6 separate regions of the Mus musculus genome follow, and all the other regions are linked to region 1. A link is a loop called in an ENCODE intact Hi-C map of the cell type or tissue named here. Cell type or tissue: gastrocnemius. All regions are shown on one strand. Region 1 overlaps Pdgfra (platelet derived growth factor receptor, alpha polypeptide). Region 2 overlaps Gm6116 (predicted gene 6116). Region 3 has its middle 89 kb from the start of Lnx1. Region 4 overlaps Scfd2 (Sec1 family domain containing 2). Region 5 overlaps Lnx1 (ligand of numb-protein X 1). Region 6 overlaps Scfd2 (Sec1 family domain containing 2).

Region 1 (5,000 bases):
TGGCCTTGAACTCAAGCTCTCCTGCTGCAGAGCGGTACACCATCAGAGCTAGTCATTCCACTGCAGAAGTGAAAACTCCTAAGGTGAGCCTCCTACCAGAGACCACAGGCAAATTTGAAAGTAAACAGGATGCAAGCTTGCTCCCAGAAGAGCTACCACTCCCCTGAGGCTTACTCCCAGCTTCCCTGACAGTAAGAGCAAAAAACATGGATTTCGCTGCTCAACCACTGGACAATGAAATCCACCCCACCCTGTCCCAATTAAAGACCACAGGAGGCTCTCAGCCACCAAAGCCACCGAGGTCCTTCAAGATTCAGATTTCTGAGGTTTGGTTAATTTCAGTTCTCCTAAGTTAATTCTAACTATGAAAATAGCACATCTAGGTTCTTGTTTTGTTTCTCCTCTCTCTTTATTCGCTCTCAGAACTTCAGCCCAGGCAGCTTAAATATGGGTCTGCAATGGTGGCCACTTCTGCGTTTTCTAGCCCAAATTGTATTTCCCAGGACCTGTACCCCACCAGGGTCTGCGGTGTTTTGATCTGCCAAAGTACAAGATTAAATGTTCAATAAGAGACAGGGGCTGGGACACTTTTACACACATGCATTTTAGGGGGCAGCCTGGGTTCATAGACCTTTCTGGTCTCTTTGCACCAGATGTGTAACTCTGAAAGAATAAAATAACACATCCTTTCGACTGTCACTAAATGAAAAGAAAAGTCATCAGGTGTCTTGAAGTCACCAAGCCCACACGCTGTGTTTACAGAAGGAAAAAAGCCTGCTCCCTTCCTTTCAGGCCTGCTCACATAAACCCCGTTCATTATGTACGTGTGAAAGAGTAGCAATTAGGGCTCGATGTAGCTCAGCCACACTGGGCTTACTGAGCATTTGGAAGGATTGAATTTGATCTCTTGACCACACACACACACACACACACACACACACACACACACACACACACACGTTGGAAACTACACAAATGTCTGAAAAATAAAATCTGTTCCTCTGGAGATTGTTGCAGACTCGCAAGAAAGAAAAATTAATAAAATCATCTTTGTGCTCCTCAAGAGCAAAAAGGGGGATGAAGGGATAGCACAGTGGTTAAGGTCACCGAATGGTCTCTGGGTTCAAGTCTCTATACCGGCACAGCAGCTCAGACTCAGGAACCTGACACTCTCTTTTGATCTTAGAAGACACCAGGCATGCACAAGACTCATATATATAAATATGGGGGAACCCCCCCACATACACTTGAAATAAAAATTTAAAATTTGAGAGGGAGAGGGGAAGGAGGAAGGAGGGAGAGGGGGGAGGGGGAGAGAGGGAGGGAGAAAGGGGGGAGAGAGGGAGGGAGGGAGGGAAAGGGAGGGAGGGAGAGAGAGAGGGAGAGAGAGGGAGAGAGAGGGAGGGGGAGAGAGAGAGAGAGAGAGAGAGAGAGAGAGAGAGAGAGAGAGAGAGAGAGAGAGAGAGAGAGAGAGAGAGAGAGAGAGAGAGAGAGAGAGAGAGAGAGAGAGAGAGAGAAACTTCCCTCCTACCAATATTTGCTTGGAATTTGCCAAGCCCTCTCAGAGGCATATGCAGTTCCTCAGAGTAGACAGCAGATGGCAGTGTTGGTTCAAGAACCAGTGTCCTGTTGTCTCTGAGCTGCAGGCGCCATTGAAACCAGTTCTGATTTTAAAATGTCCCAACTTTAAAAAAAAATCGTAGGTTAATCTTTACTTTTAGGTCTTGTGATGACTTGTAGTTGAGCTCCTAGGCGTGGAAGAAGAAATGACAAAACTCCTATCTAAAATGCTAAATTTCTTTGGGGACCTCCAGAGACTTCACTGAGGAACAAACATACCGCCATCGTCACCATCAGCATAATTATCATCACCACTGCCCAAAGAGGGACCAAGACACAGCCGTGCCTTGAGAGCCAGGAAGATAGCGCTGTGGACCAGGTCTCAAAGATGTTGCAGAACTGGTCACTTGGGTTTAGGGGAAACAACACCCTTTGACTTTCCACCTCTCCAAGCATGAAGGCTACCTAGACCCTGCCAAGAGAGACCACGACGCCTTTCCCTGCCACTCTGTTCTCGCTGCTCGTAAACCCGCCCCCCGCGGGGTCCCTGCAGCCCAGTTGGTTAGAAAGGACTATTTCCATTGCTCGGTAACGCGGGGTCTAAGACAGCAACAGGCCAAGGAAGCTTGAGCCGGCCTGGAGCGCACACGCCGGCTACTGTCCCCCAAGATCTCCCTGGATCCGGAATTCCACCGCCTCCACCCACCTTCTGCTAAATTAAGACGCCCCAATTCTCCAGCTCAAACCCGGACCCTCAGCCCACTCTTGTCCACCCAACGCCTCTGCGCCAACGCAGTGCCCGCAGGAAAACTCAAGAGCGACCCAGGTGAGCCCAAATTCCAGGCGCACTGGGCTCCCGGCTGGGGACCGCTCGACCGCCCAGGGCTACTGGGACAAGGGTCGCGCTGCGGGAGCCACTAGAGGGCGCGGCAACCCCGCTGATCTTACCCGCTGGCTCCGGCGTCGCTCAAAGCTCAGGCTCCGGGTCCCCTACAGCGCTGCGCGCACTGGGGCCGATTCTCTCTGAGGTTCCGCGCTAGCACGCTCGGGATCCCGACCACCCCTTCTCTCTGGGTGTCTCTCTGTGTCTGCCTGTCTCTCTGCCTGTCTCTGTGTGTCTCCGTCTCTCTGCCTCTCCCTCACTCTCTCCGTGTGTGTGTGTGTGTGTGTGTGTGTGTGTGTGTGTGTGTGTGTGTATCTGTGTCTCTCACCCCCCTCCCCAACACCCTCTCTCCCTGTCTCCCTTAACCCCCGCGCCACAAGATCGCCACCAGATACCAGGCGACACGGATCTACCCGACGATCCCAGGCCCAAGCCCAAGTCCCTTTCCTTCCAGCTCAGGACTGCGGAGGCCGCCGCGCCCCAGGCTCTATGCTCAGCGTTTGCATTGTTTTCAACTGCGACCTGAGAGGAGACTGGGCAGGGTGGAGGGAGGGGGCCAGGTTTAGGGTTACAGGCGAGCCACAGCGCCTCCTGCAGGCCAGCCAGCACCGACCGCAGCCGCCAGAACCAAAGGCTGGACCAAGCTCTGTGATTCGGGGTCTGGAGTGCCCACCTTGCCCCTTTGTTTGCCCTGCCCCTGGGCACCCCTGCTCTACTTCATGCCTCTAGCTTCTCTACCTTCCGGAAGGAAGGGAACTGAAGTAGAAGAAAGAGACTCTCCAAGTCCGTGGCTTACATTTATCCCCTTTTACTACCGTCTAAGTTCCCAGCTAGTATTGGTGGTCCACCCTTCAGTTTAAAACAAAAGAAAAAAACATTGAACTACTTCAGAGGGAAAAAAAAAAAAAGGCACCGATGAGGTCGGGAATCAGAATGCAGTCAGCGAAAGCTGCGTACTCTGCATCCCACACTGAGTACTCTCCTACAAGACCCACCCTCCTCCTCCTCCTCCCCCTCCTCCCCCTCCTCCTCTTCCTCCTCCTCCTCCCCCTCCCCCTCCCCCTCCTCCTCCTCCTCCTCGTCTTCCTTCTCCTCCTTCTCCTTCTCCTCCTCAATGCTGATGCCTCCGGCCAACCCAACCATCAGCGGCCAGACTGTCGCTGAGCCTCTCACCTTTGAGTCACCTATCCAGCTTTCCAGTCAGCAACCTTTAACCTGGATGCTACTCACTGAAGGCCCGAGGGGGATCCCACCCCTCGAGGTCACCAGGCAGAAGGATGGTCACCACGTCCCCAGGTCCCGCGCAGCCTAGGTCCTGTCCCCAGGAGGCAGAAATCCCGCCCGCCAGCTTCGGCGCCTGACGCGTTTGCAGCCTGAAGCCCCTCCCCCTGCATCTCTCCCCAGCCCGCGCCCAGGAAGAAAGTAGAAGCCCCTGGGCCCAGAAGTGGGAGGCCAGGTTCTGAGTCTGAACCCTGCGGGTCTGCAGACTCCAGCAAAAGAAGGGATCCGGGGCAATAAACAGTGGAGTTGGACTGTGTTCTCTTTCTTTCTTTCTCTCCCGCGAGCTTTAGAAACCCAGCTGTACTAGAGACAACCCAAAACAGGACTTTTGCAAGGGTTCCTAAGCAGGAACTGACCACGGCGACAAATTAATTGGTGTGTCACACACACACACACACACACACACACACACACACACACTCCTGTTGGGAAATCGAAGGAGTCCTCATCAAGAGGAATTTGCAAAGAAAGAGGACGAGAGGAAGGATGAGATGGAAAGCCTTGGTCAGGGGAAAATCCGAGCCTAAGAGAGGTTATGTAAACTCCAGTGCGACGGCAGAAGAGGTGCGCCCGAGGAGCGCCCTGAGCCCCGAGCCTCTTCTGAGACTTTGGGTGTTAAATCTGGGGCTGTACAGCTGCAGACCACAGTGTGGGTTTACACTAGAGGCCTCCTCCGGCTCCTCAAGGCTGCCTAAGACTGATCCGAAACCATTCAGGAGAAGCAATTCAGTCCAAAACATTGAGCAATTCCGCCACGAAGCCAAAAAGCCGTTTCCCACACCGCCCAGCCTGGGGCTTTTCTGGGCAGCTCTGTCCGACGCTGGGCAGCCCAGACTTTTAAAAGTGCCACCCACGCCCCCTCCCCAGCTTGGGTTCCCCCATGCACACCCTCCGGGTCTTCTAGAGGTCTTAGCAGACCTGGGAGTTTCTAAGCGCGGGTTCTGCAAGGACTCCCCACAGCAGACAAACAGGCCAACACTTCCTTTCTCGCCAAGGCTGGTCGCCAAGTCACTGGCAACTCCTGCACACCTGGCTGCGAGGCTCTGGCTTGGTCCTGCTGCAGACCAGGGCCGAGTCATACTGCCTTACTCTGCAGACTGCCCCACACGCCTTCCAAACAGAAAGAATCGCCGACCTCAGAAGCTTCAAAGCCAAGAGATCGCTTCCTGCTTTCCCGGCCCTGCTCGAGGGAAGTTAATCTCACATGTATAAACTGATTTCCAAGGGAATAACGGTGAAGGAGGGAAGGCTGCGCGGAGACCGCCCCTGAGTTTTG
Region 2 (5,000 bases), 190 kb after region 1:
GCCGCTGAAGGATATGAAAATATGAATCCTCAAAGAAGTGTGGGGGTCACACCCTCTTGTCTTTCAGAGAAGAGAGTCAAAGTGGCAAGAGACCAAGGTGGTATTGAGGATCCAGCTCTTCGGAGACGGTAGTGTGATTTGGCATGGCCCGGGGTCTCACGCGTTACAGACAAACGCTCTAACACCAAATTACAGTCCCAGTTCTGAACAGTAATCACATGGGATCATGTGAGTATCCCAAAAGGAAAGTAAGAGCTAGTTAATGAGCGGTGTTGCTGCAGGAGACTGCTGGCAGCTAAACCTATAACCCATAGCCTGAGCAGGACTCACTCTGGCCAGTATTAGTGGCTCCTTGAGCGCCTCTCTCCACCTGCATACCCTCGAGGTCCTGCTCAGGACCACACAGATGTTCCTTCAGCAGGAGGCTGACCTAGTGACAAGTGTGGACAGGTGTAGCCTCAGGTGTATCTAATCACGTAGAACCAGTATGGCTGAGATGTAGGGTTGCTGTGAAATTGGTGTAAACAATTGGTTACACACAGCTTAGATACAAATTCACAGGAAATCAAAAGGGAATCAGGCACATCAATGGTCTGGACAATTGGGAACCCTAAGCACCCTCATATTCTAGCTCTAAGAGTGGTCTTGATAAATTCTGGAGGGCTAAGTGACTCTGGGTACCCATGATGGGCCATAGCTGATGGTGACACTGACCTGATCTTGGAGTTCCTTCAGGTGGCCTTTAAGGGTCTTCTCATTCAAGGGGGGAGGTCTTCTCTGAGAGTCCAGAACACTGAGGATCAGATGGAGCTTATCAGACACCTGCAGAAGAACGCAGCCAAGATCAACTTTAAGGCTTCCAGAACTTGCGGGGCTGCTCCCTCGGGCAGGAATTTCTCTCTCTCCTCTACAACAGGAAAGGGTCTGGGTACGGGGTGTGGATCTTCCTCCATATACCCAGCTGACCAGCCTTTCTCCAGGTTATACTTCCGGGTCTACAAATGTGTTTCAGAGCCCTTTTTGACCCTCCCTGCCCCTGTGCCTGATTCTTGGACCGCCAGGTTGGAAAGAAGCAGGCAGTGCACATGTGTGTGCCAAATGCCTGTGGCTCTGCTCCCTCCTGGCCGTCTGCTGATTGGGCTGTGTGGCAGGGGCTGGGAACAAAGTTCCCTTCTCATTCTTTAGTGATGTGCAAATGCCTCGCAATTGGCTCACATGGAGTAGTAGCTGAACTTGGGATGGAGACATGTTTTTGTTGGCAGGAGTACACATTCGACATCTATGTACATGTGTGTCTACTTTTTGGCAGACTGCAGAAACACAGTGGCTTTGGTCTTTCACAAATCTCTGTGTACTAGATCCTACAAAACCTCACGGTCCAGCCCAGTGCCTGTTTCCTATACGGAGTTTTAAAGGACAATACCATTCTGTGATTGATCACCTTTACTGCAGCCAGAGTACTCCAGTAATGAAGAGTAAATGACAGGAACCACTAGTGGTTACAGGCAACCCCCAAGACTCCAGGAGGGGCTTTATAAGTGGTCACCTAACCTGCAAGCGTCTATCAACAATGAGAAGTGAGGTTCCACCTGTGATAGAGTAGGGATGTTGCCTCTTCCCCCTGGGTCCCCTCTCTAACATCACGCCTTAGGGAGGGAGGGGGTGATGGAAAGGCTAGGAGGCCTTCAGGGGAGTCAGTAGGGATAGAATTAGAGATTTATTTATTCGAGATTTACAGGGTCTTCAAGTATGGTCCACACGGATCTTCATTCAGAGTAAAAAAATGTTGCTACTCTTTGGAGAATAGAAATGGACTCAGCAACATACATGTTCAGTGCATCCTTGGGACATCATGGGTCCTGTTATAAGTTCAGTGTGTCCCACAAAGCTTGAGTCTGAAAATGAGCAGAGAAGAGAATGGAGAAGAAGCAAGAGCCAAATGCTCTTAGCTCTCCCCTCTTAATATATAAAGTTCGGCCTATGTGTGCCAGATTCACCTTTGATCATAGTTGAGTTGAGTCCTATATATTCAGTCTCATAAAAATTATCGCTATTGTTGTTTTGAGATACTGTCTCCCTCCATAGCCCAAGCAGACTTTGAACTCTTGACTCTTGAGTGCTGGGATGGAAGGCATTCACTGCCAACACCCAGCTATTATTACTATTATTATTCCTACTGTAACTCCATGGTGCAGGGGTTTGAGCATGGATCTTACACAGTGGGCCAGTGCGCTACCACTGAGCTATATACTTAGGGCTTTTAGAAAAAATGATTGGATATTCAAAATACACATGGTGCTTTAGGGCTGTGGAGTAATTTTAGGCAGAACAATGCTTTGTGTAGAAAGCCGTGCCTTCCCAACACTCCCAGTTTCTTCTCTTGGTTCCATTCTCCAACCAGTCCCTTGTTGTTAAGGGTAGTTTTGGTGCAAGATGCCTGTGGACTTCCATCTCTGACACCCTTCTGCTCTGGGCAAATTTACCAAGTCTCTAAGTGCCATTTCTGTATCTGTCTCCTGGGGCAAGGTATGTGTAGCAGGGCAATGTTGAGGACTTAGAACTGAATCTGACTCGCGTGCCCATTAGATATCAGTTTGATTAGAAAATGCACACGTTCCAGTTTCTTTGTAATTAGTCCATGTGCTCCAGTCCCCCTCCTCCCAAAGCTGTGAGCTCAAGATGGGAGACAAATGGAAAAACTTCTTCCTCAGAAATTCCTCTGAGGAAAAAAACGTCATTCCTCAGAAATGTGTAGGCGTGAGCGCCATCTAGCTGTGCTCTGGGTACTTCTATGATCACCAGGCAGAAAGTGAACAGGCTGGGGAAAATGTCCTTTGATCTGTCAGGCGAAGCAGAGCAGTCCCGTGGCCCTGTGGCAGGAGAGAAACTCAGAAGGCCTGTGTCTGAGGATACTGACTTCCATGAGAAGGGACCGGTTGTCTTCAAGAATATTAAGGGATGGAAGTCGGCAGGCAAGGGGACAGTTTAAGATTGGAACACAAATGCAGGGGGCACAAAGCAAATGCTTGTGTCTTGTGAAGCAGCAGCAGGCATGTGATTCTAAAAGGGTGATCATTAAGAAAGGCCCCTGAGAATGTGGAAGAAGGCCGTAGAGATGGATGACCCTCCAGGATGACGCAGATCACCAGCTACCTATTAACAGAAGAGTGGCAGAAGCAAAATCCAGCACAAGATGATCAAAAACCAAAGGGAGAAGAGACAGACGTCGAAAGGAAGACTGGTTCGGTAGAAGTGGAGTTGAGTGTCTACCTCGGTCTCTGGCACCCTCTGCTCTCTATTCAGCCTGGGGTAGGATGGAAAAGCTTGACTGAACAGAGAGGCTCCCAGGGAGGGAGGGAGGAGTCAAACTGCAGAGAAAAAGTCACCAGGACCCTTTGGAGTTGGCTCTACGAGGAGCCGGTGCCTGTATTAATGCTGGGTTCCTGTCTCGCGTTGCTAACACCCACGCCGGCAAAAACAAGGCACCGCTCTTTCTCCTCTGCCTGTGGAAATCTACCTGGGAGCTCGGCAAACCTAATAGCTCAGCAGCTTCCCTTTTATCAGAAGCCTTTGCTGGCTGCTAGCAATCAGCCCTGCGAATGGGTGTGGCTGCCAAGGCAGAAGACTGTGGCTCATACTCAGACTGCCTTGCTGTCACAGTCCAGATGAATACATTGTAACTGGAGTCCAGCGACAACATTGTTTCAAACTGGCATCGCCCTCTTGATCCCTCCATTAACTAACTAGCTCATGCAATACTTAAAATTCCAAAGGGGAGATGTGCCTCCAAAACCTCCAAGGACACAGAGAACAAGACCAGGGGATTTTAAATGTCTGACAAATAGTAGGCACTGAATAAATACTTATCACTCTTTCTGAGAAGAGGAATATTTGACTTTTCCTCTTGTGTCTTTTCATTAATAGCTCCATAAAACCTTTGCTCAGGGCTGGAGAGATGGCTCAGTGGTTAAGAATGCTTGCTGTTCTTCCACAGGACACCAGTGACTTTCCAGAACCCACAGTAGGTGGCTCACAACTGTCTAGCTCCAGAAATGCCAATGTCCCTTTCTGGCTTCCATAGGAACGGTTTCCATTCCATGCCCAGACACAAGAGAGAGAGAGAGAGAGAGAGGGAGAGAGAGAGAGAGAGAGAGAGAGAGAGAGAGAGAGAGAGAGAGAGAGGGAGAGAGAGAGAGAGAGAGAGAGAGAGAGAGAGAGAGAGAGAGAGAGAGAGAGAACCTTTGCTGGTTTTGTTTATTTTGGTTTGGTGCTGAGGTTGGAGCTGGCAGGTGTCAGGCACGTGTTCTAGCGCCACATCCAAGCTGCACCGCACCTTAGACAACTTAGGAGAACTCTCAGCAAGGTCACTGAAAATTTTCAGGTCTAACTTAGGGCCAAGCCAGGTTAATTCTCCCCCTCTCCCTTCCCTTTCCCTCTTCTTTCTCTTTCTTTGTGCACTCTACCAACTGAGCTACATCACCAGCTCCTGAGTCATAGTTCTTGAGTTTCTATGATATGTCGATCACGTGCTACTTTCACCATAACAACACAATTTCAGACTGCTGAGGTGGGTCAGTGCAGGGAGGGGCGCTGCTCAGCACACTTGAGGATCTGAGCTCGATGCCTAGGAACCACACGGTAGCAAGAGAATTGACCGCTGAAAGTTATCCTGGTCTCCACATGTGTGCTGTGTGGTACACATGCCTATTCTTACATATGCATACACACACACACACACACACACACACACACACACACACACACTGAAAGTAATAAGCAGATCTGGAGAGATGGGCCAGTGGTTAGGAGTTCCAGAGGTCCTTAGTTCAGTTCCCAGCACTCACATGGTGCTTCACAGCCACTACAGGATCTTATGCCCTCTTCTGGTGTGCAGATGTACACGCAGACATAACACCCATAGACATAAACTATATAAACAAATACATTTAAAATTAATTAAATGATGAAAAGGTAATAACAATGCTCACTAATTCTACTAG
Region 3 (5,000 bases), 360 kb after region 1:
TCAAATCTTGGGCACCCGGGGTTTCCAGAGAAGAGAGAGCGTGGGGCAATCTCTCCTGGGAAACCACTGTGTATATATTCATGCCCCTTCCCTCAGCCACAACACAGATAAACCCCAGTGCTCAGCACCCAGACCAAAGCAGAGCTTCAGTTGTGTTTCCAAAACTCCTTGCTGCATCTGCCCCAGCCTTTGCAACAGCTGCTTTCTCTTCATCCCCTGCTCTAGATTTCCAGCTCTGGAAAGTCAGGGACCATAGCCACTATTTTAGAATTCGGCACATAGCAGATATCTCAGGACTGTTAGGGATGTTTGGATGAATAAGGAATAAAAGCTCCATACAGGTAGGATGCGAGAGTTTGAGCATGAAGTGTCGCCCCCCCCCCCCCAAAAGAGGTTCATGCACTGAAGGCTTAGACCCCAACTGGTAGTGCTATTCTGGTAGGTTCTAGAAGCCTTAGGAAGTAGAACCTATATGGAAGAAGTGGGTCAAAATGGGTATGCTCGTGAGAGCTATGACAAGTCCCCAGATCCCTTGTCACTTCTGCTTTCTGGTTAGACATACATGATGGTACCACCATGACCCACGTTTCTCCACAGAACCAAGTAACCATGGACTGAGCCCTTTGAAACCGTGAGCCAAAAGAATCCTCCCATTTAAATGTTTCCCTTAGGTATTCTGGTCCTGGCACCTAAAGTTCTAACATATAGGTCCACCCAGTCCCACCATATATATGCCATTTGATTCTGTCTAACGGTAAAGTTGCCTTAGTTCTAAGGGGAAGAGTGTACCATCCTAGAACAGAAATCCCTGAGGGTCCCAGACTCAAGAGACAATTGGGGTCAGAACTAAAATCTTCAGGAAGCTAAGAGTTCCCAAGTGACATGAGCCCTCCCTGCTCCCTGCAGCTGGCACTGGCCCTAGCCTGAGTACTGGCCTCTTATAGGCCTCTTCTTGTCTACATATGGTTTCAGCCTTCCTCTAGGGGGCTTAGAACTTAGGCTCGGGGCTAACAACTACATCTGGGAGGCTCTAACCCAGAGAAACACAAAGACCTCTTTCAAAGTACAAGTACTGAAAAAAAAAATATAATCTCAACACTTCCTCCGTATGCGTCATACCTTTTTTTTTTTTTTTTCCTGATGTCAATAGCATGTTGGCCGATTGGGTCTCAGAGACCATGTTAGGATGAACACTGGTTGCTGTGTTTAATTAGAAGGGCAAAAGATAGAGTAGCTTGGACTTTGAGCAGAAAGAAAACCAAGAGGAGGAGCTATGAGGCCTGGCAGATGTTCTCTGACACAGTCAGTCCCTGCCAGCTCTGGGCCCTGTCCCACCCCTGTAGAAATTCTGGCAAGTCCTATCGTTATTTTTTCTAACCTGTCATTATCTGTCTCCTGGAGGTAATAACTTCAAATTTCATAGGACTGTTCAGTGAAAATTAAACAAAAGGAAACACATCGGATACTTTCTATAGTACTAAACATATAGCAAGTATCTGGCACCAGTATTTTTGAATCATAGACATTGCTTTATTGTTTTTTGCTTTGCTTTAAGATTTGCTTGTAAGATTCTAGAGAGAGGCAAGCGGCCAAGGAGAAAAAGATGATTAACAGTTTCCAGGGACCCATGCTGAAGTAGTGGTAACGCTGGAGTGACCCCTTGCTGGGGCACAGATGTTCAAGCCTCCAGATGTTCACACTGGACTGGTTTTCTGTATGTAGCACAAAGGAGCTGAAACCCAAACAGGTCTGGGAAACTTGTACAAGCACAAAGTCAGTCGGGAGCACAGCGACAGTCTTAAATCAATTGCAAATAAAAGCCCCAAGAAGGAACTCTACTACCGCCTGCACCCGCGGTAACCTGGAAAGCTTGCTTCTGCTTCGGGTTTCTCCACATTATACAAAGGAGTAGGAGAGAGAGAAGTGGGGAAAGAGGAGGGGTGAAAGATGGGGAGGGGAAGGATGGAGAGGAGGAAGAGGAGAAGAGAGGGGGAAAAGGGAAGATGGAGGAGAAAGAAGAGGGGGAAGAAAGCGGTGGGGGGAGACTTTTTAAACATTCCTCCCCCAACTTCCTGCCTCCTGGAGAGAGGAGCCAGCAGCCACCAGAGATCTTAGAGGGACGCCTTGTGTCTGGGCCACCACGGGCAGTCAAGGAGCCTTGCTTTTGGTCCTAGGGGAAGCTGTCCCTTGAGGAGGCTGCAGTGTGTCCACCAACATGGTTCAATGAGGGCAGTAGTTTGCACACATGGGGAACCACTAGGAATGACAGAGTCTAGCCCCGGGGCTATTTTAGGCCAGACCCAGAATTGGAGTCAGTGGAGGTTTTGTTTATGTAACATCTGCTCAAGGCTCTTTGGAGCAAATAACCCAGGCTTCCAGGCCTGCGCTCGCTCAACGAGCAGGGGCGTGGCTTCGAGCTTCCTGTTGTTCTTGGCACTGCTTCCCTGCTGTTGTGGCTCCTCTCCCAAAGCTGTTTGCTGCCTCCTAGGCTCAGCGCAGTAGCTTTCTCCTTAGATCCCTTTCTAGGGTCAGGATAGCTTGTAAGTAGCCATGAAGCTAGAGGAGATGGTACCGCAGGGACTATGCTCCAGGGAGTTGCTTCCTGACCCCCGGGTGTCCTGGCCACTTGTCAGCCTCCCCCTGCTTCACAGTGCCCGCCCGATCTCTTACTTGAACAGCTTTCATGACAGGTCTGGCATGCTAGACAAAAGATTCTGTTCTGTATTCTGAGAGCACAGATCTGAATCACGACCTGCACCTGATCCTTGCGGTCTGGAATTGTCTTTACCTGAAAAGCATATAAACAGGACTGTTTCTTGGTGTCCTCCTGCGATTGGCTCCAGTACCCAGTGGATACTGAGATGCAAGGATGCTCGAGTACCTTCTGTGAGATGGATAGTGTTTGCATAAAACCCACGCAATCTCCTGATTACTTGTTTCACACAAATCAATGTAAGTGCTGTGAGTAGCTGCAGTTATTGCTTAGGGGAAAATGACCAGGAAAACAGGAGTGTACATGTTTAGGACAGATGCGGTTGTTTTTCATAAACATTGTTGTCTGTGTTTGATTGACCCCATGAAGGCAGAGCAGACACAGTGGGTTACCGTACATATTATAATATACACTAATTTTCTTTGTTTCAGGCCTTCTCAAGGGCATGAAGACTGTAGCTTTCTAAAAATCCAGATAATGTAGGTACTGTGTATTTTGTCATGAACTCTTTGTATGTCTGTGTGTGACAATTACGTATGTGTATGCATATCTATAGCTATCTATATTTATATCTATCTATATATAATGTATTTTGACTAAATTCACTCTCCCCCATTCTTTCTTGTCCCCTCTTGCTGAACTCCATATTCCTTCCACCCAGTCCCTCTCCTACTTTCCTGACATTTTTTCTGTTCTTCCTCCCCGTCCCCACTCACAACTTACTGATTTTAATCAGCATTGTTTACATGAGCTTGGATAGGAATACTATTTCCTAAAGTCTGGACGACCTACCTGTGGCCAGGAGGAAAATCCCCTCCCCTCCCCTCCCCTGATACCCTGTTAGCTGCCAAGAACTCCTCAAGGAAGGCTAGGCCTCATGAGGAGGCCTCCCTCCCTTACAAATGATGGACCACTGATGGGCCCTCAGTGGGCAGGTAACCATGGCTACAAGTTTATGAGTACAGTGGCCATGTCATCCTGAAGATTGGGCTTCGCAGCACTCTTCCTCATCTTCTGACTTACATTCTTTCTAGTCCCTGCTCCATGATCCTCTTTGTGCCTTGGAGGGGGAAATACAGATGTGTGGATACACACAGAGGATAGCACTGTCAGAACGCCCCACTGCCTCAGCCGGTGGCAGAGGCTACTGCCTCACTCTCAGCATCTCGGAACAGGAAGCAACTCAATGTCCCACCAAAGTGAAACAGATAAGTAAACTTAGCTACACTCACACAGCATCTCATATACTCATACAGAATACTCTGCCTCTGCAGAAAAGAATGTGTCACCCATGCCCTCAACTGTACCCATGTCTAGATCTGTACCCATGCCCACATCTGTACCCATGCCCACATCTGTACCCATGCCCACATCTGTACCCATGGCCGTATCTGTATCCACACCCACATCTGTACCCATGCCCACATCTGTACCCATGCCCACATCTGTACCCATGCCCACATCTGTACCCATGCCCACATCTGTACCCATGGCCGTATCTGTATCCACACCCACATCTGTACCCATGCCCATATCTGCGCCTGTACGAGCAGGATATGAATGAAGTCTCTGCCAATAGGAACAACTTTAGGAAAAACTTTAATTTTTTCCTCATGTTTGAAGGCAAATTTTCAAGTCTCTAAACCCTTGCCTAACTTCTGCTAATCTTCTCTGGCGTAGAGAAGGGCGCCAGCTTCCTAATAGCTCTGCTTCCCACAAGCCTGGGGAAGTGGAAGCACAGCTCTTGGTGGGGAAGAACTCAACTTTGATTGTAGATTTTCTTATTCTTACTAAAACCCAATAGACTAGCCAGTTGACCAAGGGAAAACAGTTGTTTCAAATTAGGTATAATTTTGAATTAAGCCAACATCGGCTTAATACATTTCAACTTAGATATTTTCCTATACACAAGATATTTCCCTAAGTCCTACAAAGATCGATATTTGGCCTCACGCTTTGTAAAACATCAAAGCAAGCTTGTTTCTGACAGTTGTACTGCCAATGCCCTGGATTCAGAGGAAAGGATTTTTATAAAAATCATTTCTGTCCGGGGACGGAGTCTTCATTCACTCAAGTAATAGATTTGGAAACAAAAGCAGTTAAGACATGTACGCTCCACTAACAAGCCAAAGTGCTTGCAGGTCTGTAAAACATGGCGCTACTCCAGGCAGTTCATCATCCCATCCATCTTCCCCTCGCAGATACTCCATCAGGTTTGTGAAAATCTCTGGCTTTTGTACTTGGGTCTCACTCACCTGATACTCCAGTTTTCAGTGAAAGAGTATTA
Region 4 (5,000 bases), 850 kb after region 1:
TGGAGTTGTAACAAGCATCCTGAGCTGACAGAGAAACCATCTGACTGCACCTTCAGTTTACGTGTAAGAGTCTGATTCCCACCAAGAGGTGCCGTCGCCTCTCCACTCACTCAGTCCCTGCTGTCTCCTCATTCCTCAGCACATCCCCTTTGTTTTACAAACAGATCCTTATTCTTAACCCCAGAATTGATTTTAAAATAACTTATTGTTCCTACCATTGGATATTTTTAAGAATCATACTTTGATGAAATCCAAATGGCTTCAATTTAAAAGATACAACAAGGTTTTATCAAACACTTTTTTAAATGGTGTTATTTAGGGACCAGACACAGTAGTGCATGCTTGCAATCCCAGAGCTTGGGAAATAGATGCCGGAGGATGTAAAATTCAGGGCCAGCCTGGGCTACATACTAAGCACTTGTTTAAAAGTTTTGTTTGTTTGTCTGACTGTCTGTTTATTGTGTTTGTCCATGCACAAGCCTGCATGGCATTCAGTCTCCTTCAAGATGCACACAGAAGAGGTCCACCAGCATCATTGGAAGTTTGGGCGAGTTGCATCGCTCCCACGGCACGCTTCTAGTAAACTTGTTTCCTTCATCCTCTCTGCTTCCGTGTGATTGAAATGTTCCCGAGTTGGTTTCTTCAAAGTGTCAAGTGGTCCGCGTGGTGCCCTTGCTTTTCATGTGATTGAAATGTTTCTCACATTTGTCCCTTGTGGGTGTCATGTGGACCGTGTGGCGCCCTTGCACAGCCCTTCCCAGCATTTGATGAAGTTTCCCTTATTTTTAGGAATCTGAAAATAGCCCATTGTATTATAATTAGCCAGTGGTAACCACCCAAATATGATTAGTATGGCAAGGACTTCTGCTTCTTCTCTCTTCCAGGGGAGAGGATGTGGGTGGGGGGAAAAGGCTGGGTAATATTTTGAGCATTTTTTTAATGTCGTTAAATACTTAAGAAGCCTTAGGAAATATTTGTGTTTTCAGGTTCTCTAGGAGGCTTTTGAAAAATACTTACACAGCTAATTTCAAACGAAATATTTAAAACTCTGGGGAGCTAAGTCTTTCACTTTTATCCTAATAGAGCCACTTATAGTACCAGCCTTCAATTTGTCTAGTACAAAGAAAATGAGAAACCTGCCCATGACTAGTGAGCTCAAGAGTGGTCTCAGTCAATGGAAAGTTCATTCCCAAAGTTCTGCACAAGTATTTAGCAGAGTTTTAAAAATTCCTATTGTAACAGTTTTGCCCAGTTTTTCTGACTCTCACTAAGCCCTAAGAAGAACACACTAGCGCAGACAAGATTTACCGTTTGCTTGGCTGCTTTTGCCTCTGTATGATCCAGGAGTGCTAACCCAAAAGATGCCTGCAGCAGTAGATTACTTCCCATGGCAACTGACTGCAATGTTACAAACATGAAGCGTTGGCCAGTTCTGCCTGGAGAGTAAGGACAGTTCCTGTTCGAATGGGGTCACTCAAAACTGAGGCCAAGGGTGACATGATCAGAGCCGCTTCCAGCATGTGTCCTTTCAAAGAGATGTTCTCATCGCCCCCAGAGCTTCATTTTAACTTGTGAGAGTTGAGCTTGTCTGTTGTTGTTGTTGTTGTTGTTGTTATTTAATGTTTTGTTTGCCTTTTTATTTCCCTACCCAAGTTGACCCACTGAGAAAGAAGTTATTTTTAGCTTTGGAAACCTCTGTAAGAAACAGTCTCTGCCTTCTAACTAAACTTTACAAGAAAGATTTATTTTGGAACTTTGGTCAAAAGCATCTGTACTCTGCTGGACAAACATCTGTCTTCCAACAAGAGTTGCTGGCCTTCTGATGCTGGTTAATCTGGGTTTGTACTTCAGAGTCCCACAGAGCAGCGTACACTCATTTGTTGATCCATAGCGCCTCTTGGTGGCCAATGTAGGTTACTGCAGAAGGAAAATGAAGCCCCCTCCCTTTCCCAAGTTTAGCAAGTTCTTAGAGACAAGTTTTAATGCAGGCACAGCTTGAAGATATGATCTGAAGAAGCTATGGGAGCACACGAGCTGGGCCGCTCTGCTAGAGCATGGCCATGGCAGAGGATCCCACTGAGCTGGTGTTGTAAGGACGATGGGAAGAGCCACATACTGACCAACCTCAGCCTTCTCTGGTCTGCCTGATTGACAGCATGCGCTTGACAGACTGGGCTGTTCCTGGCAAGCCTGCTCCCAGTTCCCCTGTTGCTTCTTCCATGCATGGGCATAAGATTATAGATGGGGTTTTTGTCATTAGGATGCTTGCATTCTTTACTGTCAGTTCCTTCTAAGGAGAGCTGTTGTCTTCCCCACCTCTGAATCCCAGACACGAAGCCCAAAGTCTGGGTGCATGGGAAGTGTCTAAGAACCAATCGTGATGCATGAAGACATAAAATTCATAATTATGGACTGTCCTAACAACACAGGCATATTCTTAGTTTTCATTACTGTACTTCTCTGTATTTACTCTTGTTAAATTCCCTTAAATATAGTGATCTCCGCTTGATGAAAAACCTAGGCAGAAAATAACAGCTCCCCACCCCATAACAAAGCTGGGCAGTTGAAAGGCGTCCCCCACTTCTCCCTTCTGACTTTCTAACTTTTAGTTATCTGCTAAATCATTACCTTGCAGTGTCAGTTTGTATTCAAAACATCTGCTAAAACTACTTCACCAGTAACATTTTCTAGTGGAAACTAGCTTAGAGTAAACCTAGTCCCCTATCTCCTAACAGCAGGCAATGCCGAATTACAGTGGCTTTCACAGACTAGAGATCCATGCTATGTCTGATTGTACCCTAACCAATTGTATCAGGGTGTGCTATGTAGAATTTTTAAAAAAGATATATCTGGCTATGTTTGAGAATTGAGCTGTATCCCACTGACCTCATATGTGTGTTCAACAAATATTTATTGATTTCCCATTGTGTACTTGGCATTGTGTAGGGTATGGAAGTAGATAAGTGTTTTTCTTCCCTAAGTCTTGTGAGGAGCCCCAGGCACCCTGATGCAGTGCACTCTGAGCTGTCATGGAATCATGCGTACCCAGCAGGCTAAGGCAGTGTAGGGGTGTGTCTGCAAGGGAGCTGCACACTGATGCTGTATGGATGGACTCTGTGGCCTTATCAAGGCAGCGAGCCACCTCTGTGGAGTCAGTCTGGGAGTAGTGTCTTGGAGGAGAGAATAGCCACACAAATAACACTGCATTCCACACATAGAATGTTCACATGGGCAAGGCAAGGAAGGAACGTGTGGATTGTAGGTGTGGTGGATAAGAACAGTTTCTGCCTGTAATTCCTCTGATCCCAGCCTTCAGCATCTTTGCTGAACTCTGTGTATCGGATCTTCATGCAAGGCGTTTCTCATGCCTGGAACATCACAGCCTCTGGTGTCAGGTCTAACCTCCTTTCATCCTGCAGAAAGTCAATGCAGCAGCCTGTGCATCTTCATTCCAGTGCCCACCACACCACTATATGACACAGTGTGTCCCCCTCTCCTCTATACACAGGAGAAGTGTTCTTCCTCTACATATATAAAGCGTGTACTGTTTTTCATCAGTACCTAATCCTCTTTTTGGTATTTGGGGCTTAATAAAGATGCATTGATCAGATCAGATAATTAATTTAATTCCTAATGGCTCTCTGATGACATATCTCTGTATGTAACTTCAGGACCCTGGATATTTGTGAGTTTATCCTTTTTATTTATTGCTAAAATGAGAGGAATATGGAAGGCCTCCCTATGTAGAATTCAAGCCAACATGTCCTTTTTCACAGTAGTAGACCTAAGACAGTTTGGGGTGTCTCTATCAAATACCTCCCCTCAGGGATCAGGGAACCCCTTGAAAGAAGAGGTGGGGAGAGTATACGAAGCAGAGGGGAGCGAGGACACCAAGGAAACAAGACCCTCTAAATCAACACTGTCACAGTTTGTATGAACTCACAGAGGCTGAAGCCGCAATGCACCAGACCTGTATGAGTCTGCACCTCACCCTCTGAGTAGATAGTATGCTTTCAGCTCAGTGTCTCTGTGGGATCCTGGGTGTGTGCATGAGTGGGTCTCTGATTCTTTTGCCTTCTCTTGGGCTCTTTTTCTTCTGTTTGTCTTAACCAATTCTGGTGTGCTGGGTTTTTTCCTTTTATATTTTATTATAAAAAGCATATTCTTTTTATTGTTGTTACATTTACTTCCTATGATAGCCGGGTGTGGTAGCACACACCATTAATCCCAGCACTTGGGGGGGGGGGCGCAGAGGCAGGTGGATTTCTGAGGTCAAGGCCAGCCTGGTCTACAGAGTGAGTTCCAGGACAGCCAGGGCTACACAGAGAAACCCTGTCTCGAAGAAAAAAAAAAAAAGGAACATTTACTTCCTATGTATGTATATATGTATGTATGTCCACCTGTGTCGGGATGCATATGCCTGTATGTATGTATGTATGTATGTTCACGTGTGTCGGGATGCATATGCCTGTATGTATGTATGTATGTATGTATGTCCGCGTGTGTCGGGATGCATATGCCTATATGTATGTATGTATGTATGTATGTCCACGTGTGTCGGGATGCATATGCCTATATGTATGTATGTATGTATGTCCACCTGTGTCGGGATGCATATGCCTGTATGTATGTATGTATGTATGTCCACGTGTGTCGGGATGCATATGCCTGTATGTATGTATGTATGTATGTTCACGTGTGTCGGGATGCATATGCCTGTATGTATGTATGTATGTATGTCCGCGTGTGTCGGGATGCATATGCCTGTATGTATGTATGTATGTCCGCGTGTGTCGGGATGCATATGCCTGCATGTATGTATGTATGTATGTATGTTCACGTGTGTCGGGATGCATATGCCTGTATGTATGTATGTATGTCCATGTGTGTCGGGATGCATATGCCTGTATGTATGTATGTCCACGTGTGTCGGGATGCATATGCCTGTATGTATGTATGTATGTATGTGTGTCCGCGTGTGTCTGGATGCATATGCCTGT
Region 5 (5,000 bases), 510 kb after region 1:
GGAGCTATTGGCAGCTGAGGGCTGATGTTTGAAAAGGGAGAGTCTGTTTCTTAAACAGTGTACACCGTGATGGGTAGATCACCCTCCAGTGATAGCGTGGAAGCAAGAGTTTGTGGGCAGCATACGCTGTACTTACATAAAGGTCATGAAGTTGAGTAGGTAGGGAAGATAGGAATGGATGTGGGAGAAGTGGGGGAGGAGGTAACCATGACCAAGTAGAAGTTATTTAGAATGTTATTTCAATTTTTCGTGCAGTTTTTGAACAAGGACTAGGCTGACCAGTTTTCACACAGGTAATTACAGTCAAGATTCTAATTACTGCTAATTACTACAATATTCCCACATCGCCCTTCAACAAGTGCTTCAACAACGAAGGCTGAGAGCCGACTGCTTACTGATGCTTGATATCGTTCCTCTCACAGATCTCAGGCTATCGAGTATGCTTAGATTCCATAGATTCCAAAGTCATTCAAGATAAAATTAAAAAAAAAAACTTTAATGTGATTTATCTTAAGCCCAGAAATATCACTGGGTTTACTAAGATGACCTTTTAATGTAGCTCCTGAGATATATAGAAGTTTCAGAAATAGGGGCTGGAAAGATGGCTCAGGGGTTAAGAGCACTTGCTGGCCTTATATTGGACTCCATTTTGGTTGCCAGCACCCAAAGTGGTCTTACAACCACTTGTAACTGCGCTCCACATAGACATAACATAATTTTGAGGTCACGAAATGCGATTTGCAGAAAGAGTACTAAGTTTCCGTTAAAAATGTTGAGAAAGAAAGGAAGTTCATTGAGCAAACAGAAACTGTTTGGGAAGATGGAATTTTTATTCAATTTGTGCAACAACAACAAAAAAAAAGACTTTAGCACAAAAGAACCAAATGTCTTCGTGGGGCACATTGACAAACGGGGAGGAAGAACGCAATTTCTCAATATCCAAGTGTCAAGTCCTGTGCTTTGGAGGGTCTGTGACTTCCAGCCTGGAAAGTGTTAGACAGAGGAGGCCTTTTCGTAGTTACCCAAGGAGTGCCACGTAATGGATGTGAGGGAATGGAGGAATGGTTTTGAAATGTCATCTGGAAATAATTTCCACTTGAATGCCATGTCACCTTCTCCCATGTCTATCTCCACACGGAGCTGTGACCCCTCTGCACAGCCCCTGGGGTTGAATGGACTTCACAAAAGCACAAAGACCCAAAAAAAGACTCCTGCTGACATCTGGGTGCCCAGGCTATTTGGAAAGCCCATCAGAAAACCACAGTGGTCAGGCTGCCTTGATTCCTGTTACCCCAAAAGCCGTTTCCCATCAACCTTGAAGTAAAAAACATTTGATCCGTAGTCCAGTTCCCAAAAATGTGCTATTTATGTGTGTGTATGTGTTTGTGTGCGTGCGTGTGTGTGTGTGTGTGTGTGTGGGTGTGTGTGTGTGTGTACATACGTGCATGTGCATGCTTGTGCATGCTACAATATTAAGAATTAAACATAGGCCTGTTACATGCTCTGTGGTCTCTGCCCCGGACCCACATCTCCAATCCTCTTTGCCATTTATTTTGGTTTTATTTGCTGTTTACTTTGATATTGGGTCTCGCTCCCTAGGCCAGGCCAGTTTGGACTCCCTCATAGATAACGCAGAACCTATTATCCTCCTGCCTCAGCCCTCTGAGTTCCTGACATCACAGGCCTATGCCTCCAGGGGGAACTCATTTCCAAATGTTCTATAAGTAACCAAGTAGAACAATTCTCAAAGGAACCAAAAATAGCAGGGACTAAAGTTGGGCAAAAAGCTGCCCTCCTTCCCTACCCCTGCGTACATATTCCCAATCCCTAAACAGTTTACAGAAAACCCTCATTGTCTGTAGCTTGGGACTCTCCAGCTCCCCTCCCCCAAAATGTCCAGGAAGAGAAGTTGATGACCTCAAAGAGGCCAGAGAGTCCTAGGATGGATAAACTGTCTTGACATCTCTATGAAGAATTAACCTGGCATGTGGACTGTGCCCAAACCCTCCACCATCCCTCATCAACCTCTGTCAATTGCACATCTGGTTTGAGCTTTGGAATTCTTCCGAGGCACCCCAGGGAGCAGCACACATATTTATCAGACTCCCCTGGCTATCTGCTAGGCTTTGTCTAAACTAAACAGGGAGTTTATTCTTCAAGTTTCTGGGAAGTACTGGAATTGCTTACAATGTAGAGCTGCAAAGGTTGCTGTAAAAGAACATATTGAAGCAGCCATTGGAAGGAGGGACATTTTGGACATCCGTCTAAGAGAATAGCATCCAAGCGAGCATGCACTCGGAAGCATCTGAAACCAGGAACTCCTCCACCACATCCCTAGCTTCCATTAAATCTTTGGGCCAAAACATAGGAAAAAGGGGGACTATGTACTACTGTCATTGGTAAGAGCATCCCCTTGGGGTCACAGCCCTGATTTCACACTGTCTGCATTAAACAAGGTAGCCAGCTCATCTGGTATGCCCAGGACTGACCACTTTTTAGATGATAATTCTGTATCTCTGAACCAGGTTAGTCCCGGGAAAACAGGGACTGCTAGTCACTAGAGGTTAACCATGACCTTGGGCAAGCTAAACTGTATATTGTTTCCAAATCTGCAAAAAAAAAGAGAGATTGATCAAGCTTGCCTGACAGGTTTTAACAGGGGTAAATAGGTTAAGTGTAAGTGCTCAGAACTGAGCCGCCTTCAGGACAATGAATATTGCTTACTTTGTCATAGACAAGTATGCAGAGGATTTAGGTCAAGATAAGAATCCCAATACTATGTCTGGCTTCCAACTCTTGCCACTGTGTTGAATCTCGTTGTCTGTACCTGTAAAGTGGGGGTATAATATCTCCCAGTTAGGACATTGTTGAATAGGCTAAACCCCAGTTCATGCCTGTTATTAAAAGCACTAATCTAATGACTGTCATAAGCACTGTCATGAACAATAGCAAACAGGGCACACTGGCCAGCATGAGCTACTTGCAGTGCCTCCTCTCTTGAGAAAGCCTGCTTTCAACAGCGAATACCCTGCCTTATGCATGCAAGAGAAAATAAAGTCTGGAACTAAAGAGCTCCCTCTAGAGGCAGAATAAATAACCCACCTAGCAGTGCCCATGAAGCCCAGATAGGAACCTTTTAAACTTCTGCTTCTAGGACGAGGAGGCCAAAGCTATTCCCAGAGATAATTAGGTTATTTCTGGAGATGGGGATCGTCAGTGAAACAGGAAGCCCAAGGGCATGCAGGGACCTAGGATGTGCACTCTGCTGGCAAATGGCCCTGGTGACAGGGCAGAGGCAAGGACACAAGCTGTGTGGTGCTTGTGGCTCGTGTCTCTCGGCCTCAGGCCTGAAGGCACTGGCTTGATGAGAGCAGGCTACGCTTGGCAGATCACGCTGCCTGAGTTCTTCTCAGCAGCCACCCAGTGGATGATACAGTAGTAAAGAATAGGATATACCCAAGAGCTGCTTCTAGATTTCCTTGGGTCTCCCCTGCTTCTTGTGTTCCAAGCACCTCTTGCTTATCAGCCACCCACGTGCATGGCATCTTACTGCCCTACTGTGCACACCTCAACCAGAATTCCACCGTCCTCTCCAGGGACCAGCTGTGTGATCCTGGGAAGGTTCTCTGTGCCTGGAGTATACCAGTGTTTTCCTCATAGGGCTGGTGTGAGGACTGAATGGATCAATACATGTTTCACAACATGCCTGGTCCGTAGTGCATAGCACGTAGCATAACTGTCAGTGTGAGTTGCCCCAACTGTTGATGATGAATTTGAATTGTGAACTGAGGTTCAAAGGATCAAACACAGTGCCAGAGCCATTTACATGAAGGGAAAAGAGGTCCAGTTCCTCTCTGTGCTTCTTTTCCTCCTCACTCCATCCCTCAAATAGAAACTGGCCCCGTTCAGAGACTAGCCAACCGTATCTCAGGCATACAGACCATCTTGGGTAAACTGAGTCACGCGTGCCTACTGAGGTTGGCATCGGACCCTTCATTACCTGTGTGAACTCTATCCTGAGGGCACCTTGTCCCTCCTCACACCCCATGTCCACCTGGGAGCCCCAGGCAGCTAGAACGCAAGTCCCCATCTCACATGGCTTCTCAGCTTGTTTGAAAATTTTCCTTTCTGGTGTTCATTAACAAGGGAACTGGGTGGCTGGAGAACTGGGGACATTTTCCCCCAGCGGTTTGGAGGCAGAAGAGAGGAAGTGATCCAGAGAGGCCATGTGTGGCTGGTGGGGAAGCCTGTTGGCTCTTTAAGATGAGCTCCATCTAGGTTCAAATTTATTCTCTCCCTCTAAGCTGACTACCAAGAGTACACTTGCCCACTGATCCTGCTTGACTCCTTAACTCATGCCAGCCTCACCCAAGACTACACATAAGCACCAACGCTTATTGCCGACATGGTTTCTGGTAGCAAACAAGTGACCCTGTGGTCCCATCCCACATGGAATGGGAAAGGAAGCATGGGGTTTAGCCTAGAAGGGGGATCAAGAGAATGTTAAGAGTAATTTCCAGAAAGTTCCTGGAAGGGGGCTTGTATTCAGGACCAGAAAGCTTGGAAACTAAAGCAATCCTGTTGGTGGAAACTGCACTGTTGCTTGAGTCTCTTCCAAGTATCATGATGAGAACTAACCGGCAGGGATGGGTCTCACTGGGGGTGGGGCGCGCGGGGAGGTGCTCAGGAGCCTCTGTGGGAGTGTTCGGAGGATGATGGCTGATGCACTTATTTTTATCTCAGACACAGTAGAGATGTCTAGTGTTTTCCATTCCAGGACTTGTGAAATATTGCCATATATTTAAAATATAGCCTGCCTCCTCCCCCACTCCAAAAAAAGGATTAAGGCAGCTTGCAACTATTAAACCGTGTCTAGTCAGCACAATTAGAAGCATAAACAGAAAGTATCTAAAAACAGAAGGAAGAAAAAAATAGCTGTTCTCAGCCCCCCCACCCCATCCCCCGGAGCTGTTTTAACACAGCCTGTGACACCCTGTCTG
Region 6 (5,000 bases), 720 kb after region 1:
TCCCATAGATTGGTGGATGGAGAGATCTAGGACTTTCTGCTGGTCAACCTCATCATGATATCACTTGGGGTCCTTCAGTAGGTCCTTCATTAGTATAAGCTTATATGTGTTTAAGTGGGGCTTGTTGGACTAACTGAACACACTTGTAAAACATTAAGGCTTATTTATTTTGTGTATCAATGTTTTGCTTGTATGTATGTATGTATATACGGCATTTGTGAGCCTGGTACCCATGAAGGTCTGAAGAGGGCATCAGATCTTCTGCAGTTAGAATTACAGGTGGTTGTTGGCTGCCATGTGGGTGCTGGGAATTGAACCTAGAGCCTCTGCAAGCAAGGGCAACAAGTGCTGGTTATCACTAAGCCATTGCTCTTGCCCCTGAAGACAACCTAGTTCATGAAATCCTAAGGGATTCTAGGAGCTCTGTGTTAGGAATCAGGGACAAAACCAAAATATATTTCTTATTATATCTCACAGTGCCAAGTTCATACCTTGTTGTTTCTAGTCATCTCCTTGTTCATCATAAGATGTATAAAAGGAAGAGAGATGAGAAATAAGCAGTTATGTGGTATGCAAAGATTCTTTTGACAGAGAAATGGATGAAATAATGAAGAAAATACATTCCTCTTAGGAGAAAATGCTTCTTCCTCTTCCATCTCAGAGCGACACTGTGAGATGAAATAAGTGCATGCTTTTGGAGGGGTGCAGTGCTTTCATCAGCCTGACTACAGAAGAACCTTGACCCTCACCCAACTCAAACAGCCTTGGCAATGGGATTTGGCTTGGTGAGAAGCTAATTAGAAGATGGGACTTTTAGGTACTCTTCAAATGACCCAGAGTTTCAAACAGATGTTTGGGGAAAATGCATACCTGCTGCTCTTCCATTAGCCAATTACTCTGTTGCAACTGTCACAGGCCCTCTTTCTGCAATAATTATGAAGAATTATGTCCCATCTGGCAGCTCAAATGTTTAGCTCAATTTGAAGGAAATTTAGTTGTAATTATAGGGGCAGTGTTTCTGTTAAGTCTTGAAAAGGAGCCTCTCCCCACTGCAAAAGCTTTGCTGGAAAGGTACAGCACATATTGGGGAGGGGGGAGTCTCATAGAAGCACTAAGTGCATACTGTGCACACACACACACACACACACACACACACACACACACTCCTGGAGAGTGTAAAAAAAGTACATTCTCAGGAATACAATGAACCATAATATAACAAAGTACTAAAACCTAAAATCTATTACATTTAAATGTAAGCCTATGGATTCTTGCTGGCTTATGGAATTTCAAAAAATATTTTGTATTCTTAGAGTCCCTTTGTAAATTTTAAACCATTAATTTGTATATCTCTAGAGACATGATTTTAATATTTTTTCCAGTGTAATTATGAAATTGTAAAAGTTTATTTTTGTTTAAATTTAACCTTTCTTAACACAAGTGAAAAAAAAACCAAGTTGAAATTGAAGACAAAGAGAAATAATCACTTACTAAGACTGTGGGAGTTTTGATTCTATTTTAATTATTTACTAAAAAACAGTCTCTGTCTGTATGTGTGTAGTCTGTATGAGTTTATGTGTACCACATGGTTGCAGTTGCCTGCAAAGTTCAGAAGAGGGCATCAGACCCACCCCTGAAACTAGAGTTACAGGTGGTTGTGAGATGTCTAATGTGGATGCAAGGAAATGAACTCAGGTCCTCTGCAAGAGCAGTAAGTACTCTTAACTTCTGAGCCATCTTTCAGGCTCCTTGTCTTTTTTTCTTTTTTTGAAGTCAAATAGTGAATTGTTATTTTGTTTACTAACCTTGAAATATACACTTGGATTTCCACTATGTATGGTAGATAAAATTACTTCGATAGATGGGCAAGTTTTATTCTTGGGACCTGGGAAAGGTTTAGCCTCTCCGCGCACCCACTCAGAACTCCAAAGCAGCGTAAGTGCTGGGGAGCAAGCATGCAGCCCAGGTGTCAGTTTCCTCCTTCCGAGAGCCAGCCCAGCAGATGGAACAAAAGAGTTTATTTCTGGAAGATATGAAGACATTTTGTACTTGTAAATATTTTCTTACCCCATATTTTTAAAATTATCTAATTAGCATGGGTCACATTGACTTGTATTTTATAAACCAACTCTGCATTTCATTTTAGACCAAGGTTCATTCATTTTTTTTTTTTAGCCATCTCCCAATGTGATATTATATTTACAATAAAGAACATCTGGATATTTGCAGTTGGAGAAGTCTTCGTGCTTTTAAAATATGACATTGAACAAATAGTTCTCCATCAACGGCTAAACAGCAATCAGCCATGTCTCGGATATTTGGGTGGATTTGGTTTTGTTATTAAAAACATTTGTTTTTGTATCACTTAAAACATCTTAATATGGTATGTAGGTATGTAGGTGGTGAAAAAGCAGGTTATGCTACAAGGAAAAACTCTGAAATTTTGTAATAATTAGGGTAATAAGTCTAAATGAAGAATAATGGCTGGGTTTCCTTCGGTCTGGCCTTGATTCTTTCCAAGTGAGAGCACGGTGGTGCAACACTGCCCCCTACTGTATGTCTTTGCCCTGCCCTTTGAAGGAATCTCAAAAGAAAAAAATTGGAAGAAATCAACAGCTTGGGACAAACCTATCTTCTTACATTTGGTATTTTAAAAAGGTGTTGTAGAGAGTACTCAGCACAGACACTCAGAGGATTAGTAGACTCCTCGCTTCTGTGGTGCCGTTTACTTTCTTACGGGGCGTTGCTGAGGTAACAGATGACACGTTTTTGTTTTTCCCCTGATGGATGGTAGTGGAGGTTTGTGAATGTGCTTCTGTTTCAGTTAGCGCTTGTCTCAAGGAATGGTGCATCTTTGAAAAAAAACGCACAGGATCTCTTTGAGGCTGGAAAGAATAGGGCTTTTGTCCATTTTCATGATAGCTTCAGTATTTTTAATAACAGGACCAAACCTTGAGGTAAAATGTATCAATTTAACCAATCACATCTTGGAGCTCATCCAGGCTTAACTGTCTATAAACAACTTTGTCTTATTTTGTGTAATAGAACCCTTAAATTCATGTGCAAGAGTCTTTGGCACGGATAACATTTAAACTTTTTCATTTTGATGAAAAGTTGAATTCCTTCTTTTCCCTTTCTAAGGGTATTACTTTAACAACATTATTTTGATGACATGTCCTTTGCAAATGCATACTTTCGGACATTAAAAAACAAATCGAAAGCCACTTATCATATGAATCATTGTTAAAGTCAGCTGTAATCCGCTGTGTAAAATCTCCCTGTAAAGGCACACAGGCTAGGGGCTTAAACCTGGAGCACATTAAATTAGTTCCAGTCTCTGGCGAACTGGCTTTGCCTGCCTTGCTTAGGCAGGCAAACCGGAAACAGGCAGTTTATAACAAGAAGTCTGCCTCAGAAACCATGGGGTCTATTGGAGAAAGATTTATAGCCCCACTTATATAAACATTACAAATGTGGACTCCGAGTAGGAGGGGAACCGTTATCGAAATCTCCCGAAGAGCTTTTTCATTGTGAGTAAAATGGACAGCGTGCACTGTTGTTTGAAGACCCGCCAGCGTTTCCACAGCCGTCCTCTCCACTGCTCTGCCTGATTAAAATGGAGCATTGTGAAGACTAACCAGACCACCTACTTCTAATTTGTTTTCACAGTAAGACTGCATTGGCATCAAACCTGGAGCCAAAGAGACTCTGTGCCAAAGGAGAAAATTATCATTTTGGAGTTAAAGAAAAAGGAATATAATTACATGAAATCTAGGGGTAATGGAGTCTGGACTTCAGTTTATACCACTGCCTGAGTTTAAGTGATTTTTACATATAAACTCTTTCCTAGATATCGTGTTGTCTTTGAGATTGTAATAGAACCCAGATGAGGCTTGAAATATTTGGTCCCATAAAATGAGGAAGGCTGAAAGGAGAGATTAACATTTGAGATTAGAAAAGCTATTTATTTGATACTTCACATATGGCGAGCTGAGGTCTATGGGCTGCACGTCTGTGTTCTTCTCATTTAGCTTTATCTCATTTGTAATGTCTTGAAACTTTCCACATAAATACACTTTCTTTTGCCCAAATATCTCTAACAGGGCACTAAAATCAAATTCTCTCTTTTCTTTTGGGCTTGTTAATAGTAGCTACTGTCTTGTGGGTCCAATCCAGGTGGTGCTGAGTCCACTCTCCTTAGGATCTCTGCAGCATTCCTGGAAGATAGCGAGCACATCTGTTTTTAGCATTTTTAACTCAGTCCAAACATAAGGTTATTTGGAAAGCACCTTTAAAATAGGGGCTGCTGTAAGAAGGAACACAATGAAAGGTTGTGACTGATAAAACATGAAGCCAGGATCCTCAAGAAGAGAGTGGAGTTGAATGTCGTATGCAGCACACCCATAGAAAGGTCCCCATGTTTTCTTTGTCCATCAGGTCTGTTTTCTTTGATAGCAAGAAAAGCCACTCCTCTAATTTCAGCTGGTGAGCAGAAATGAAAAATCTGATCATGTGTCACATCAGAGAACAGGTGGACTCAAAGGGAGGTTCTGAGCAGTATCACACGACTAATACTAGTGATAATTTTACTGGGTATTATTTTAAATTTTTAAAATTATTTTTATTATAACATTCTCATTATTTTTGAGAATTTCATATACCTGTGCAGTATATTTTGATCATATTATGGACCTCATGTATCAAGGCTTACATATGCTATGTACCAGACTTAGTGTCTTATGTATATATGTCTTTACTGTGCAGCAACTCCAGTTTTGAAATGAAGAAGCTGAGATTCTGAGTTTGGGACGCGCTCAGCCACTGTGAGTGGCAGTGACTGCTGTGACCAGCTCTTCTGGCTCCCAAGCCTATGCTCGTTACCTGCTTAAGCACCACACAATCCATGTTGAGCTCTTCACCTTAAAAGCCATTTGGAATCTTGTAAAGCACAACCTGTAATCCCATGAGTGTCTAACCTGCTCCATTCCACCCCATGAGTG

Evidence for each region. Peaks named below come from ENCODE experiments on the same cell type or tissue, not always from the same donor. Only the 100,000 strongest peaks of a DNase experiment are listed, where the experiment ranks them.
Region 2: it touches region 1 in a loop (5-fold over the local background); 27 of 42 quality-filtered maps call a loop at or near these places.
Region 3: a loop joins it to region 1, with 3 times the contacts of the local background. A loop is called at or near these places in 30 of 42 quality-filtered maps.
Region 4: a loop joins it to region 1, with 7 times the contacts of the local background. A loop is called at or near these places in 30 of 42 quality-filtered maps.
Region 5: it touches region 1 in a loop (4-fold over the local background); 27 of 42 quality-filtered maps call a loop at or near these places.
Region 6: it touches region 1 in a loop (8-fold over the local background); 32 of 42 quality-filtered maps call a loop at or near these places.

The regions. Positions count from the first base shown.
Region 1 is chr5:75,153,858-75,158,857 of GRCm38, reverse strand. The region is part of intron 1 of Pdgfra (platelet derived growth factor receptor, alpha polypeptide); the gene reads right to left. Among named protein-coding and RNA genes, the nearest start is that of Pdgfra, 4.1 kb to the right of the region's middle. In gastrocnemius, CTCF peaks have their summits at 1,610 (motif pointing right), 2,460 (motif pointing right) and 3,050 (motif pointing left); DNase peaks (open chromatin) are centred at 2,481, 2,957, 3,765, 4,728 and 2 more places; H3K4me3 peaks cover 4,609 bases; H3K27ac peaks cover 3,178 bases.
Region 2 is chr5:74,959,134-74,964,133 of GRCm38, reverse strand. It overlaps Gm6116 (predicted gene 6116), which reads right to left. Exons shown (of 5, transcript NR_045866.1): 3 at 1,828-1,895; 4 at 715-822. All of the region lies in intron 1 of Gm52778 (a long non-coding RNA gene), which reads left to right. Among named protein-coding and RNA genes, the nearest start is that of Gm52778, 12 kb to the left of the region's middle. In gastrocnemius, a CTCF peak has its summit at 2,774; DNase peaks (open chromatin) are centred at 1,116 and 2,770.
Region 3 is chr5:74,789,847-74,794,846 of GRCm38, reverse strand. No RefSeq gene overlaps it. Among named protein-coding and RNA genes, the nearest start is that of Lnx1, 89 kb to the right of the region's middle. In gastrocnemius, a CTCF peak has its summit at 2,489; DNase peaks (open chromatin) are centred at 1,305 and 2,419; H3K4me3 peaks cover 1,043 bases; H3K27ac peaks cover 4,819 bases.
Region 4 is chr5:74,308,490-74,313,489 of GRCm38, reverse strand. The region is part of intron 5 of Scfd2 (Sec1 family domain containing 2); the gene reads left to right. Among named protein-coding and RNA genes, the nearest start is that of Gm32064, 5.6 kb to the left of the region's middle. In gastrocnemius, a CTCF peak has its summit at 1,909; a DNase peak (open chromatin) is centred at 1,900; H3K27ac peaks cover 1,994 bases.
Region 5 is chr5:74,639,391-74,644,390 of GRCm38, reverse strand. All of the region lies in intron 2 of Lnx1 (ligand of numb-protein X 1), which reads left to right. Among named protein-coding and RNA genes, the nearest start is that of Gm32304, 5.8 kb to the left of the region's middle. In gastrocnemius, a CTCF peak has its summit at 3,086 (motif pointing left); DNase peaks (open chromatin) are centred at 3,052 and 3,257; H3K27ac peaks cover 1,010 bases.
Region 6 is chr5:74,431,532-74,436,531 of GRCm38, reverse strand. The region is part of intron 4 of Scfd2 (Sec1 family domain containing 2); the gene reads left to right. Among named protein-coding and RNA genes, the nearest start is that of Scfd2, 98 kb to the left of the region's middle. In gastrocnemius, a CTCF peak has its summit at 2,561 (motif pointing left); DNase peaks (open chromatin) are centred at 2,544 and 3,586; H3K4me3 peaks cover 264 bases; H3K27ac peaks cover 893 bases.